Linked DNA regions of Homo sapiens: region 2 is linked to region 1. A link is an interaction called in ENCODE POLR2A ChIA-PET data of the cell type or tissue named here. Cell type or tissue: IMR-90. All regions are shown on one strand. Links, peaks and the distances in the headings refer to the core of each region. The heading gives the core; the rest is flanking DNA.

What was found. ChIA-PET counts read pairs that join two places held together with the same protein. Peaks named below come from ENCODE experiments on the same cell type or tissue, not always from the same donor. Only the 100,000 strongest peaks of a DNase experiment are listed, where the experiment ranks them.
Region 2: POLR2A ChIA-PET joins it to region 1 with 20 read pairs; 3 of 35 experiments call an interaction of 5 or more read pairs at or near these places.

What each region holds. Positions count from the first base shown.
Region 1 is chr16:73,066,563-73,070,953 of GRCh38, forward strand. It overlaps a transcript of ZFHX3 not described here. Among named protein-coding and RNA genes, the nearest start is that of ZFHX3, 21 kb to the left of the region's middle. In IMR-90, for the core only: a CTCF peak has its summit at 1,964; DNase peaks (open chromatin) are centred at 689, 2,129, 2,619 and 4,149; H3K4me3 peaks cover 311 bases; H3K27ac peaks cover 1,963 bases.
Region 2 is chr16:73,213,531-73,217,921 of GRCh38, forward strand. It overlaps a transcript of ZFHX3 not described here. Among named protein-coding and RNA genes, the nearest start is that of ZFHX3-AS3, 17 kb to the right of the region's middle. In IMR-90, for the core only: no CTCF peak of the experiment used is centred there; DNase peaks (open chromatin) are centred at 1,721 and 2,151; H3K27ac peaks cover 1,796 bases.

The sequences.
Region 1 (4,391 bases), core at 222-4,221:
AGGGCATGGCCCAACGGCCCCTCGGATGGGCGGGGAAACAGGCCCGGGCGGAGCAATTCGATCACCCCATTATGCCCCTGCGGATGCCCAGAAAAGCCACGAGGCCCGGGGGACCGCCCCAGCAGTGGTCTGGAAAGGAGAGGGCGCGGCGAGGGGCGCACCTCGCGCCCAGGGCCCACGCCGCCCAGGCCCCGTGCCTGCCTCCCCGTCACCCTAACTCCGCACCCGGGACTGCTGGTGGTTCCCTTCTCTTTCCGCCGTTCTCGCCGGGCTGCCTAGTCTCTTTAGGGCCACAGATGCGCCCTCCTCCCCCCAGCCCCGCGGGATACGGAGGTGAGAGCACTGAGATGGGGACCCTGAACCCAACTGCAGGAGGACGCTGGACCCCTATGTCCCCAGGAGCCCCTTCCAGCCAAGGCCTGGGGAGGGAAGGCGCCTCTGCACCCCTCAGCCCCAGGTGCAAGAGCTGGGAGTGGAGAACCCCCGGGGCCCTGCTCGCCTCCAAGGCAGACCAGAAACCGGGCCCGCCAAGGAGGCGGGAGTGGGTGTGTGGAGTTAGCGAAGGGCCGTCTGGAGGGGTGCCTGTGCCTGCGTGTTTGGTGCTGCACGTCTCCCTCCCTCTCATTCTGTCTGGGAAGAAAAAAGAAAGCGGGCAGATTTGAGCCGACCCCTCTTTCCGCAGCCTGGGAACGCTGCAGCAGGAAGAATTGCTCATAACGACACTTAAGCCCCGACAGTTGAATGCTAAAGGTTAAACTTACAGTCTTCAGGGAAGGGCTTCCTGCCAACTGGAACAGTGGTGCGCGCTGCCACGGGCGCTCCTCCACCCCAGCCTGGCCCCTCCAGGTACAGTTCACATCACGGCTCTTGGCATTTGTGAACTTCAGCGAAGGAGCCCCTGGGTGCTGGCTTGTCCCTGCCCCTCATCTTCAGGGAACCTCTCCTTCCTGGTCTCCCCCATTATTTTGCCTGTGGCTGGTTGAGACCTCAGTTTGTCCCTGGGATCCTGCCCTGTGGGTCCCAACTAGTTCCTGCTGTGCAGTTGGAATGGACCCACCTTTGCAACAAAGATGCACGGTTCACACAGGTGGACACTTTGGAGAAACTGCATTCATCCCTTGTCCCTTTGCACAGAGCACTCAGTGGCCCCTGCAGCTTGGCACAGATAAAACCAAGGCTAATACACTGAATTTAGTGCCCAGCCTTGGAGGGGTCTGCAGAGAGACGCTGGCTGTAAGGAGGCAGGCGGGGGATTGTCAGGTGGAAAGCTTCCCCCAAAGGAATAGCCAAGGGAGTCTCTATTCCACGGACCAAGGGCCCCTCCCCCAACCCACCACCAAATGATGGTAAGGTTCAATTTAGCACCCCTAAAAAGTATATTCCAGTAGGAGATAGATGGTAAAGAGAATGCAGTTCAGCTCTCAGGAGCAAGGGAAGGTGGCTCTTTTCCTACCTCCCTAGAGAGCCCACATTTGCTGAGCACCTACCTTGCCTTAGCTCCCTGCCAGGCACTTTCCAAATAATTGCATTCAGTTCTCCCAGCAACCCTGGGAAACTGGTATTATTAGTCCCATCTTATAGATGAGGAATACCAGATTCAGAGAGGTTAAGTCACTCACTTAAGGTCACACAGCTATTAAGTGGCTCAGCTTGAATTTGAACCTGGGCCTGTCAGGCTTTAAAGCTATTTCTATTACACCAGTTGCCTCTCATCAAGGTCAGTAGAATCAGGGGACCCAAGGGATGAGAAAAGATAGATGTGTAGGGCAGATGGGCTGAGGCGCAGGAAATAAAAATATTCCCGGAAGGGTGCTCTGGTTTTGTATGGATTCAGGGCTAGATTCAAGACTAAGAGACAAGTCACTGATGGGCATGGTCCCCCATGTTATTCACTAAAGGGAAAAAGGCCAAAAGGGACAATGCAATAGAGAAATATCAACAAAATCCTAGGATTACAGGGTTGGAACCCATGTAACAATTGCCTGGTGTGCCCCTTGGTTTTCCAGCCTCGGCTGGCCATACTAGGGAAGTTCATACCAGGCCTTTTTGTTTTTCTTTGTAAATTTTCTGACTGTGTCTGAAGCTCAGACAAGTTCCTTACTTCTGTGAGTCAGCAGGGCTAACAGGAAGGGATGATCAGATGACCAACTGCTCATGAAAAAATATGAGGAAATCCAGTAGACAGGGAATAAGAGCAGGCAGAGACAGACATCCAAAGGCAGGCCCCTTGGGAACTCCTGGTCACTTGAGTGCTCCACTTGCAGGCCCTAAGGTAGGGAAGGCTGTGGGTGGGGCAGCTCCACAGCTCCCTTGAAACAAAGATGATGCCTGCTTTGCCAATATTGAGGTTTGGCCACCTGATGGTCGTCCACCAACTCTGGCCTCCATGCGCACTGCGGGTACTGACCACCCCTTTGGGCGCAACTGCACAAGGGGGAAGGGTGGTCAGTCCAGTGGTATGGGCTGATCACTCCTCGCCGTGCTCGGCTGGGTTGACTCTGACTGATGCTGCCCAAGTATGAGTGTGTGTAACTGGGCAGGACTGGCCAGGCCCACACGGAGAGGTTGCTGAAAGCCTTGTTAAGGAAGTACTTCTGACTAGGCAATCCAATTACATAATGCTGCAAAAATAACTCTGGGCTGGGAGTCTTGAGAGTGACGTATTTTGTTAACAGAGAGGGGTATCAAATATCTGTCTTTTAACCCGAGGGCTGAAAGTACACTTGTGCATACTGACTGGCCTCTCACCCTCTCCCCCAATAAGGGATGTTAAGCGGGTGGCAGGGGGGAAGCAAAAGAAGAAGCAATGATGCACACTTGTTTTTTCCCCTCCTTTTTCCCAGGTGCAACTAAAGCCAACTGTTCAGTTTAGCTATATTCTGCCAGCTCACGTGTCCGTCTACAGAATCGTGCACACCCAAATTAGCCATGCAGTGCTATAAACTGATCAGGGAAGATTAAGCAAAAGAAATGAGGGAGAGAATAAGAAATGAGAGAAAAACAGAATGAAAGGTGGTTTTGTTTTATTTTTTGGTGGGTAGAGAAGGGGAAGGGGTGAATTGTCTCATTATATTCATGAAGACTAGACTAGGACTCCTAGCTTCCCACTAAGGTGACCAACTGGTCCCAGTTTACCTAAGACTGTCCCACATTTAAAACTGCATCTTAGGAACCCACTCATTTCTGAAAAACTGAGTTGGTCACTCCACTTCCCACGGGCTTTGGCCAAATTTCCACCCGGTCAGAAAATAACTGGTCATAATGGTATATCCTGTCAATCCAAAATTGTTCGAAGAGTGATCTAAATGAGATATTTCATCATGGACGCAAAAGCCTTATTTCCAGGCATTTGAAGAAAGATCCATACACTTCTTCCTCCCACTACCATTTTGGATTCTAGAGCTTTCCAGGTGGAAAAATTACCTGCTTCATTCAGTTTGCTTTCAGATAAAGTTTCCAGAGGTCCCTTTCCCATTTTAAAGTGCCCCGAACTCCTGCCATGTTTTGCTTGAGAATCCTTTCATACCATTTTTAAAGAACACTGCTTGAAAGTCATTGTACCTTTTTTCAACTTCTTTTCTGTTGTGGGGTCTCCATTCCTTCCTGGGGCACCAGGGTCACACACTGAACTGTATCAAACTCTTTTAATGTATTCTCATTGAATCTGTTAGCATTTTCTGTTTCCTAATGTTGATAATTATTGCATCTGATCCTTTCACTCTAAACTGCGGCCGTGCAATTCATCCTTAATCTAGATCCATCTGAGCCCCTTCCAAAGAAGACACAAAGATAAGCTATCCCTGGCCCAAGACACTCATAGCATCTGAGCTTAGATTCACATTTGTCCCCACCTCTATTATTTTTTTTTAATCAAAATGTTTCCAAACCCCTTGAGCTAATTATAAAAGCGAATAGCTTTTCCTCTCCGAATCATATTCCTTGACTTGTAAGAATGCAATTCCACTCTGAGACCACCTTGTCGCAGACGTGAAAACCTGCTTGCCGAGGACGCAGCAGAGAGGAAAGGGTGAAGCGGGATTCGTCTCCCGCCCTCCCTCGGCAGGCACTGCCTTTATGGAGTCTATTTCCAGTCTGTTTACCTGGCAAGGACCACGTGACCAATCCAGAAGGAAATGCTGACATCATTGTCTCTCTCTCTCTCTCTCTCGCACATGTGAGCCTCCCTCCCTCCCCAGGCCGCCTGCATTCCGGTATCCATCCTCTCTGCCTCTCTCCAGCGCCCGGTCCCCTCCCCCACCACTCACGCCTTCCACCACTTATTTCTCTGTCTTTCTCATGTCACACTTTCCTTTGTTTTCTTTTCCCCTTGCGGGCTGGTTCCTAGACCGTCTTGCGCGCGCGCGCGCGCGCGCGCGCACACACACACACAC
Region 2 (4,391 bases), core at 102-4,101, 150 kb after region 1:
AAAAACACGTTAATAATCCTTTACCTACATCTCATGTAACTCTTTTGTTTTCTAATACTTGGCTGGTCCCCGCAGTTTGGGGACATTCAGGGGGTAAGTGCATGATAATAAGAACTACTTACTGCTGAAACTTGAAGGTGTATTTAAAACACGGGTGATGCTTTTGTGAATAGCCATGTTTTCTGTCTTTAATTTTAGTTGCTGTTTCTCCTAGTCTTGAGGTTTTGAAGTTTCTGGCTTTCTCCTTTATGGGCCCGGGTCCCATTTTTGCTCCAGTTGAGTGCAGATACATGTCTCAAATTCTGGCTGAACATCAGCTGTCCTCTCAGTTTTCAGAAGATGGCTCTCCTATTCCTTCCATAAGCTGCTTTGGTCTTTGTTCCCCGCTCCAATCTGTAAGCCATCTGCACCCTTTATTATTAAGAACATATTTACCAAGATTTCACAACTGTTTAATAGATACGTATCTTATTACATGTTTGATACACCTCATTAAACATATGATTCAATCGGTATTTATTTAACATCCAGTAAACACGGAGACCCCTCAGCCTAGATAGGGGGAAGGGGGAGGACCCCAGCTCAGTGTCAGTGTGCCCCTTTGTCCTATAGAAACTGCTCCGCACAGCCCAGTGCTTCATCTTTAACCCTTCAACACTCCAGCTCAAATGGGCTTGGGCCAAGAGTCAAAGTCGGGATGAAAGCCTAAACTGTAGCTTACACACAGTTCAGGCTCCCACTGGGGCTACCAGGCTGGATGCAGTCCACGTTCTCCTCATGCCATCTCAGCAACAGAGCCAAGTGTGAGCTATGGGGTGCCCTGTATTTCCAGCCCTACAGTGTGACTGTGAATTTTTTTTTTCGGTGACTTACGGTGTGGCCTTCAATACAATTCATTGCAAAAAAAAGGAGGAAGATTCCAAAATCTCCCAGCTGTTCTTTCAAACCAGACTAGATGCATCAGAGCCCTGTTAAATAAACTAGATATAGACCAGGATGCTCTCTGAGTCTATCCCTCTGCTTCGTTCTTCACTTGTCTAATCTTCATGACCCTTGATTCATGGTGTTGACCTCTTCACACATATCCCAGACATCTGAGTTCACTTCCCATGTGCTCGAGATCTCTTAGTGGTTTCAGTTATGATACACCTGAGTACTACATGGGGGGAAGCTCAAGACAGAAAATACAACTCAACACAAGAGCCTTTCTTCAAATGGAAATTTTCTGGCATGAGTTTCTCATCCCTGCCAGCTTCACTTTCTTCTAAAGCAGGGCTTTGGAGAAACATTACTCCATTGAAATGCTGAAGGCCTTTTTTTTTTTTTTTTTTTTTTTTTCTGTTGTTCAGGGTTTCCAGGATTCAGGGTGAAGAAATCCAAAGAAACCACACCAACTCCTCTGTGGGAAAACTTTTCCTTTAAGAAGGCCACAAGGCTTAGCCAAACAACTGATTACAAAGTATGGAACTGCAATGCTTTCTGTAGAGGGGGCAGGGGGCAATTTAGTTCTTAGTTCTTTGCCATAAATAACGGATTAAAAAGCTTAGCTGATGCTATAAATTAAAAATGTGAAACTAATTATACCAGTCCCATAAAAGCAAAACAACCAATTCATAACCAAAGTATGTGATGTGACAGCATCTACTGGGTATGACAGCTCTAGAGAAGCCGAGGAGACCCAGTAATCCTGCAAGAATCTGTCCTCCAGCCCAGAACCACAGGCCTACTTCCATGTTACAAAGCAAAACAGTAGTAGCTATGTTGTTCTCTCTACCCATTTTTCATGACAATGGCTTCATCCTTTCTCCACCCCTTCCATGCAGGCCCATTACTCAAAAGAAAGGCTCACCCATACCAAAAAGCACAGCTGCAGTTTTGCCAATTCAAACCAGATGGGTCTGAAAGGCAGCTGCTGCCAAGACTATAATTCAACTGGGAGTTCCTAAATGTTTCAACCAGCCATTTAATAATGTTCTATCTGGAGTTTTCTCCCTGTTCTAAATATATGAGTGAGGCCAACTTGGTAGGACCCTGCAGTTTCAGAAGAGTTCTCTGTGTTGCTCAATGGATTGTTTCCTTCTGTTTGACATGGCCCCATACTCAACGTATCACAAACTGCTGTGTTTTCTCCACCCCTAGCTTGTCCTCCCCCCGATGCTGAATGAATCACTGTTCACAACTGATCATGTCCTCTGTGTATAAGAATTATTCATTACACATTTTGCCTGTGACTTTGTGGTTCTTTGCATTAAAGGTGGAACTTATTTCCTCATTGTGTTGGTCTGTTGCTCAATCACATGACTTGACTTGGCTAATGGGGAGAGAGAGGTGTGTGTGTGTGCATGGACGTGTGTGTGTGTGCGTGTGTATGTGTATGCTGGGTCTACATGGAGACCTCAAGAAACACTGCATATTTCTGTTCATGCTTTTATACTCAGATGATCTCACATGAGAATGATATGATCTAGATAGTGATTGATCTGAGAAGAATGAGAAAGCACAACTAACTTGAACCCATCTTGCAATGTGGAGTCAAGCTCAGCTGATTCCAGTCAAGCACAGAAGAACCAAAGCAGGCCTATAGATACACAAGGGAAAAATAAATGCTTACTGTTTTAAGATGCTAAGTTTCGGGAAGCTTTGTTACACAGCATTATTGTGGCAGTCGCTGACAGATACACTTGCCACCTAAGTTATCTTTCCAAAACTGCCATGGGATTATGTTAGTCCCTTGATTTGTGGCTTCTTGCTGCTTACAGGTCAAGTCCAAACTCTGTGCCATGTCATTCAAGGTCCCCAGCAATCCAGCTCTAGTTTAAGCATCAGTTTCTCTGCAAATCCTTCCCCAACTGAATTGGTTCCCGTCCTCTGGGTTTCCAGAGTCCACCAGTGATCTGCTGCAACAGTACTTGTCAAACTGGATATCGCTAGTATTATATCCATCTCCCTCAAAAGACTGTGAACTCCAAAGTCAAGAGTCAACTCATTCATCTTTGTAGTCTCAGCATGAACCTATGGTAAACAAACTGAATTTACTTAGCAATGATTACAGCCTGCCTGATTTTGATAGGAAACACTGATAGATCATTTGACTACAAAAGACACAAATATTGTCCCAGCTACTCAGGAGGCTGAGGCGAGAGAATGGCCTGAACTCAGGAGGCTGAGCTTGCGGTGAGCTGAGATCGCGCCACTGCACTCCAGCCTGGGTGACCGAGCAAGAGTCCATCGCAAAAAAGAAAAAGAAAAAAAAAAAGGACTCAAATATTATCTGAACACTTTCAAAAAAGTAACTAGGACTCTGTCTCCCCTTCCTCTAATTTTCTAATTCAGGAGTTCAGCTTCCTGAACAACGGTCTGGGTTTCAGTAGGAGACAGATAGTGGTGCAAATATCCCTGAAGGTCGTAAAGACATGTTCCGAAAGCATGGCCGTGGTCCACTTAAGTTCTCCCTTAGGATTTCAGCCTGATCCTTGCTCTAATGTTGACCCACTGCCATTGCCCAAATAGAGTGAGCTGAAAGCAGGCTGAAGTTTGATTTTCCCAGTTGATTTGGTCATAGTTTTGCCCGTAATAATGTTGCTGTTTTCCCTGGGCTGTGACTGTTACAGATGAGTCAGAGGGAGCAGGGCTGTAGCCCTCAGATGGGTCGATGTTATCGATCCTCAAGGCTCCATGTCATTTCCAGGGGATTTGCTAAAGAAGCTACTTATGTTCCTTTTTCATTTTCACCAACTCATTACCAGCTGCTGCAGCCTTCGTATGCCTCAGCAACACCTGGAGAAGTGGAACATGACCGTCCGATTTGAGTTCAGACACCTTCCTTTGAAATTCAACACAAGGCAACATGCAACCCACCAAAATCTGAGTCAAATAAGGAAGTCAGGTCACACTGGCCCACAGGGGTTTGGTATTTTTTGTTTTGTTTTAAAAAGGGCAGCCTGGCCCTACACTAAGCAATTGATCCCCTGGCTTAACTTTTAAATTAAGACCATTGTAAATTTGGGAACTTGAGAAGACATAGAGAGGACACCCATAATACTTTGCAAATGTCAAGTGCCTCTCGATGTTGGTTACTTTTCAAAGGTAGCTAGGTTACAATGTACCCTGGTAATGAAAAAACCCCGTCAGGCCCACTCCACGGGGTTTCAGTCAATATACATAATATTATTGGGCTTTGCAAGGATTAAAGGTTGTTTCTCTCACAGCCTCACAATAGGGCTATTTATTTTTTTCTACCCAAGGCACAAAAGAAGCCTCCCTGTTTACAGAGGAGCCCAGGACATTTTGGGGCTCCAAGGCGGTCCAGACTTCTCTTTGCACACTTCCCCCTGCTGGTGGCTTTGTAGTTAACCTAAAAAAAAAAAATTAAACTCTTTTAACCTGCAGAC